Regions from separate parts of the Homo sapiens genome. Here region 2 is linked to region 1. Evidence: chromatin contacts called from ENCODE Hi-C or POLR2A ChIA-PET data. All regions are on one chromosome and are shown on one strand. The core of a region is the stretch at or near the end of the contact, and the rest is flanking DNA. Distances in the headings are between cores, read along the strand shown. Region 1 holds the start of CYP26A1 (cytochrome P450 family 26 subfamily A member 1). Region 2 has its middle 37 kb from the start of CYP26A1.

The links. A loop is a pair of places that touch in the nucleus more often than their neighbours do. ChIA-PET counts read pairs that join two places held with the same protein, here RNA polymerase II (POLR2A). Pooled maps may share reads with other maps.
Region 2: a pooled map shows a loop between it and region 1 (2.1-fold over the local background). The contact joins the enhancer-like site here to the promoter of CYP26A1 in region 1. A Hi-C loop is called at or near these places in 3 of 168 maps with a recorded cell type or tissue (GM12878, cardiac septum and endothelial cell of hepatic sinusoid), 10 of 37 single-sample maps with no recorded cell type and 12 of 50 pooled maps. POLR2A ChIA-PET finds 5 or more read pairs at or near these places in 3 of 52 experiments (PC-9, Panc1 and naive thymus-derived CD4-positive, alpha-beta T cell).

Annotation. Positions count from the first base shown.
Region 1 is chr10:93,072,526-93,075,227 of GRCh38, reverse strand. CYP26A1 (cytochrome P450 family 26 subfamily A member 1) reads right to left here and starts at 1,335. Exons shown (of 7, transcript NM_000783.4): 1 at 1,105-1,335; 2 at 696-920; 3 at 159-449; 4 at 1-79. The coding sequence starts at 1,293.
Region 2 is chr10:93,109,321-93,112,022 of GRCh38, reverse strand. No RefSeq gene overlaps it. Among named protein-coding and RNA genes, the nearest start is that of CYP26A1, 37 kb to the right of the region's middle. Within about 2 kb of position 1,387, at least 2 of the 41 ENCODE cell types and tissues checked have a DNase peak (open chromatin) inside an H3K27ac peak, as active enhancers do; they include GM12878, where a contact is called at or near this core.

The sequences.
Region 1 (2,702 bases), core at 86-2,585:
CGGATGCCCGCAGCCCGCAGATCTTGGCGCGAATGTTCTGCTCGATGCGCGCGTGAATGAGGTTCCGCGCCTTCATGCCCTGAGCGCAGAGAGCGCGCGGCGGTGAGCAGACGCCCAGGTCCCGCGCCCCTAGTCCGCAGCCCGTTTGCCGCCCTTACCCGGTACAGCCCGCTGAAGGGCACGTCGATGGGCAGCGAGAAGAGATTGCGGGTCATTTCCTCGAAGGCCTCCACAAGCTGCTGCTCGGAGTCCCCGTCGCCCGCCAGTTGGGGTTCGCAGCCCAGTAGGATGCGCATGGCGATTCGGAACATGAGGCGCTTCACCTCGGGGTAGACCAGGAGGCCGCGCTCGCCGCAGCTCAGCCACTGCTCCAGGCTGCTGCCCACTTCCTCGGTGATCACCGGCACGTAGCATTCGAGTGCCTCGCGGCTGAAGGCCCGCATAATCACCTGAGTCCCGAGGAGGGGACAGCGTTAAAAGCCTCCATCCGCCCCTCTCGTCTACCGCCGTCCCCTTCCAGACACCCCCAGTCCTGCCAGACACATGGCACTCTCCGAGCTGGGAAAGCTAACCTGGAGCTGGCAGAGGGTCCTAGCCCACCTCAAGCTGCTAGCCCGCGCCTAGCATCCATCAGCCGGAATTCCGCTCATAAATGGGGTCCCCCTCCCTGTCCAGCCGTCGCCTCCTGCCCCCACCTTCTTGCGCTGCTTGTGCGAGGAGTCGTGCAGGTTAGAGAGGCAGCCAGATCCCAGAATGGTGCGCACCGACGCTGGCCAGTGGACCGACACCAGCCGGTGCTCTCCGAGCAAGATGCGCCGCACATTGTCCGCGCCCATCACCCGTACGGTGGGCCGCCCGAACAGATGCGTCTTGTAGATGAAGCCGTATTTCCTGCGCTTCATCTGCAGGAACTTCCTCCGCTGTGGGAGGAAGGCGGAGGAGAGAAGTGGGCATGAGGGGGCGCCGGGGAGCGCCGCGCTCCCGCCAGCCCTGCTCCTAGCCGCAATAGCATGCCTCCCGGGGGCGCCTACCCCGACTTCAGCAGAAGCCCAGAGCCGCGCCGGGCTCCGGGGAAGCAGCCTGTCCCGCCCCACCCTCCCTTACCTGCAGTACCATCTGCAAGGTTTCCCCAAAGAAGGGGAAGCCCATAGTCCCGGGGGGCAATGGGAGGGCACAACTGCGGTCGCGGCCGCTCACGCAGTACAGGTCCCAGAGCTTGATCGCAGCCAGGAAGAGCAGCAGCGGCAGCACGAAGGTGCAGAGCGCACTGGCCAGCAGCGCCGGGAGCCCCATGGCGCGCCGCGACCTCCCGCGCCACCTGCCGCCGCCGCCAGCGCTTCAAACCCCACGGCGCTGCCGCTTTATAGGCGGCCCAGGTTGCTGCCCACGTTACCTTGGTCAGACAATTAGTTCACCCAAAGTTCATCTTTAATTGCGGATTGGGCCCCTGGCTCCTCCCCCCGCGAGGCGCTGCCCAAAATCTTTAACCGTTTGTTCCGCGCCGAGGCAGAGGCGGCGCGGTGGCGGCTTCCCTCCGAGCGCGCCTCCTGGGGTGCGGGGCTAGGAGCTGCCCGCCTCCCCCATCCAAGGTGTGCTGAGCTCCGAGGCGGCGGTGGGGGAGGGCCAGGACTCCGAGGAGCCGGAATTCCAAGCTCTAGCCTTCCCGGCGGTCTCTTTGGAATCCCTCCCGCCCGGTCCCACCCGCTGCCCCGGCCCAAAGCAGCCTTCACTGGCTTTCCATTTCCAGGTGCCGGGTGGGCTCTCTTCCACGTGATGAGGAAGCAAGGGAAAGTCCTTTCAGGAATCGTCCAGCTGCCTCCTCCCACGTGTGGGGAAACTGAGGTCCAAGAGAGATGCATAAAGCAGGCCTCCAGACGTCTCCGAAGGATCGCGCAGAAGAACTCAGGGCCAGAGTCCAAGAGAGAGCCTCGGGGCATCGGGCGCAATAGGCAGATCTGGGATCCCCAGCTCCCCAACCCCTGCAAGGGGGCCAGGACTCATGAAGTCTTAGAAGGTCCTACTTCAGGATACAAGAAGGCCTCCAGGTCCCTCAGGTCCCCAGGTGCTACCCTGCACAAGCCTGATCCCCGACCCTGGGGCACTTCGTCTGGGGCTCGGCAGTCGGTGCCCGTCTCTGAGATCCAAGCACAGCTCGCCTATTCGGAGGGCCCTGCTGCTTGGCGCCCCAGCTGGACAGCAGGGAAGGGGGTCCTTAGCCCTGGCAGGATAAAGAGACGGTATAAGAGGAAGGGGAGCCCAGGAGTCCTGGCTCCGAGGCCCGGCTCCATCTGTACTGCGTGTGACCTTGGGCAAGTCACCACACATCACTGTGCCTGTTTCCTCCTCCTTAACCGGGAGGCGATCATTCCCGACCTGTCTAAGCCTCAGGGTAGTGAGTTCCCAAAAGGGGGCTCCGGTTGCAACTACTCTTCCCAGCTCCAGGCACGGTAGACTGCGTTACCTGGGTGTCCGGTACACCGGGCACTGGAGTCCTCCTCCTCTCTCCCAAGTCCCACCCAGAGTAAAGCCACTGTCCTCATCCAGGTGAGGGGGTGCTCGGCCCTAAACTCAGGGCTCTACCGACCCCTAATGGGAGGGGTGAAGGGATCCGTACTGGGAAGTCTTCTGTACTTTGCCCATCTACAATCAGCTGCTACTGAGCTGCCAATGCCCGGAGCTCAGACGCTGCGGGACGCGCACCT
Region 2 (2,702 bases), core at 138-2,637, 37 kb before region 1:
AAAAAATATTTGGTGGTTGGGCGCAGTGGCTCACGCCTGTAATCCCAGCACTTTGGGAAGCCGAGGCAGGTGGATCACTTGAGGTCAGGTGTTCGAGACCAGCCTGGCCAATGTGGTAAAACCTCGTCTCTACTAAAAAAACAAAAATTTTCTGAGTGTAGTGGCATATGCCTGTAGTCCCAGCTACTTGGGAGGCTGAGGCAGGAGAATTACTTGAACCCGGAAGGCAGAGGTTGCAGTGAGTCGAGACTGCACCACTGCACTCCTGCCTGGGTGACAGAGTGAGACTCTATCTCAAAAAAAAAAAAAAATTGGTTAACCCAAAGAAGGAAGACAAGGAGCAACAAAGAAGAAAAAAACTGAATAAACAAATGGAAAACAAGTAGCAAAATAATATTGGGTTGGTGCAAAAGTAACTGCAGTTTTTGCTGCAATTACTTTTGTACCAATTTAATAGATTTAAACACAGCCATATCAAAAATTACTTTCAATGTAAAAGCCGCAAATTGAAAGGCAGAGATTGAGGCCCGGCATGGTGGCTCACACCTGTAATCCCAGCACTTTGGGAGGCCAAGATGGGAGGATCACTTGAGCCCAGGAGTTTGAAACCAGCCTGGGCAACATGGTGAAACCCCTTCTCCAAAAAATGCAAAAAAAATTAGCCAGACATGGTGGTGCGTGCCTGTAGTCCAAGTGGATAAAAAGTAGAACTCAAATATATGTTATCTATAAGACATAAAGCTTCATTATGAAGACACACATAGACTGAAAATGCTTATAGCTTTATTTATAATAGCCCCAAACTGAAAACAACCCAAATATACATTCAACAGATGAACAAATCGTGGTATACCAACAAGATAGAATTTTACTCAGCAGTCAAAAGGGACAAACTGTAGTACACCTATCAGCATGGATAAATCTCATAAAAACATTAGGCAGAACAAAAGACTTCAGATCCAAAAGAGTACACACTGCATTGATATAAAGTTCTGGAACAAGCAAAGCTCATCTACAGTTAACGAAAACAGTGGTTGACTAAAAGAGGAATTGACTCCACATAGATATGAGGAAACTTTCTAAGGTGATAGAAAAGTTTACTTTCTTGATTGTGATGGTGATTATACAAATGTGTTCATCTGACAAAACTCATTGAGCTGTATACTTAAAATGTGTGTGATTTAAGGTATGTAAATTCATACCCCCCAAAAATTGTTTTTTTTAAAAAAAGAGGATGAAAATGTGCAATGGTTAAGCCACTGTGGAAAGCAATTTGGCAGTTCTTCAAAAAGTTAAGAATAGAATTATCATATGACCCAGCAATCCCACTCCCAGGTGTATTCACAAAAGAATTGAAAACAGGTACTGAAACAAACACATAGGCACGCATGCTCATGGCCACAGCATTCACAATATCTGAAAGGTGGAAACAACCCAAATGTCCATCAGCAGATACATGAATCACAAATCATGGCATATACATTAAAGGAAATCAAAATAGTGCACCCAAAACCAAAAATCTGACGTATTTTGAGATAGCTGTTCAGAGGGCTTGCAAACAGAAGTAGGCCTGCAAAGCTGCCTTTTGTGGAAGAGACTTGGCATCTGTAGAGAAAATCTGCACAGATGCAGCCAGGCTTTTTCTGAGGCCTTCCTTTGTCTAATCTAGGAAAGATTAACTGAGAGTCTGACACCTTTAAAAGTCTGGAAGAGCCAGGCATGTTGGCTCACGCCTGTAATCCCAGCACTTTGGGAGACCAAGGTGGGTGGATCACCTGAGGTTGGGAGTTCGAGACCAGCCTGACCAACATGGAGAAACCCCGTCTCTACTAAAAATACAAAACTAGCTGGGCATGGTGGTGTATGCCTGTAATCCCAGCTACTCGGGAGGCTGAGGCAGGAGAATCGCTGGAACCTGGGATGTGGAGGTTGCAGTGAGCCGGGATCGTGCCACAGCCTGGGCAACAAGAGCGAAACTCCACTGAAAAAAATAAAAATAAAAATAAAAAAATAAAAGTCTGGAAGACACATTTGCCATCTATTCTTTCTGAGGGCTGCTACCTGTGAAGTTTCATTTACATTACAAGACCACGTATGCTAGCCATGCCTCCCCTTCTCCCCCTCCCATAACCTGTTTTGCCATAATCCAAGCCGTTATTCTTTCTGCAACCTCAAGATGTTGTATAAGCTTCTGAACCCTATTGAGGGGTTGGGGTAATTACTCTGTGGTTTTCTCCCATGTGCACATTAATAAATCTGTGTGCCTTTTCTCTTATTAATTTGCCTTTTGTCAGTTGATTTTTCAGCAAAATTTCACAGGGCAAAGGAGGAGTTTTCCCTTGGCCCTTACAACACAGAATGAAAGAAATATCATTTGGCAATAAAAAGGAACGAACTACTGATACATACTACAGCATGGGTGAGCACTGAAATTGAAAACATTATGTTAAGTGAAAGAAGCCAGACACAAAAAATCACATATCATAGGATCCTATTTACATGAAATATCCAGAATATTTAAATCCATAGAGAAGGCACAGGCCAAGGACTGAGGGAGGGGTAATAGGTTTCCTTCTGGGGTGATAAAAATGGGGACTAGACAGAGGTGGTGCTTGCACCACATTATGAATATACTAAATGCCCCTGAATCGTTCATTTTTCAATGGTTACTTTTATGCTATTTGAATTTCACATCAATAAAA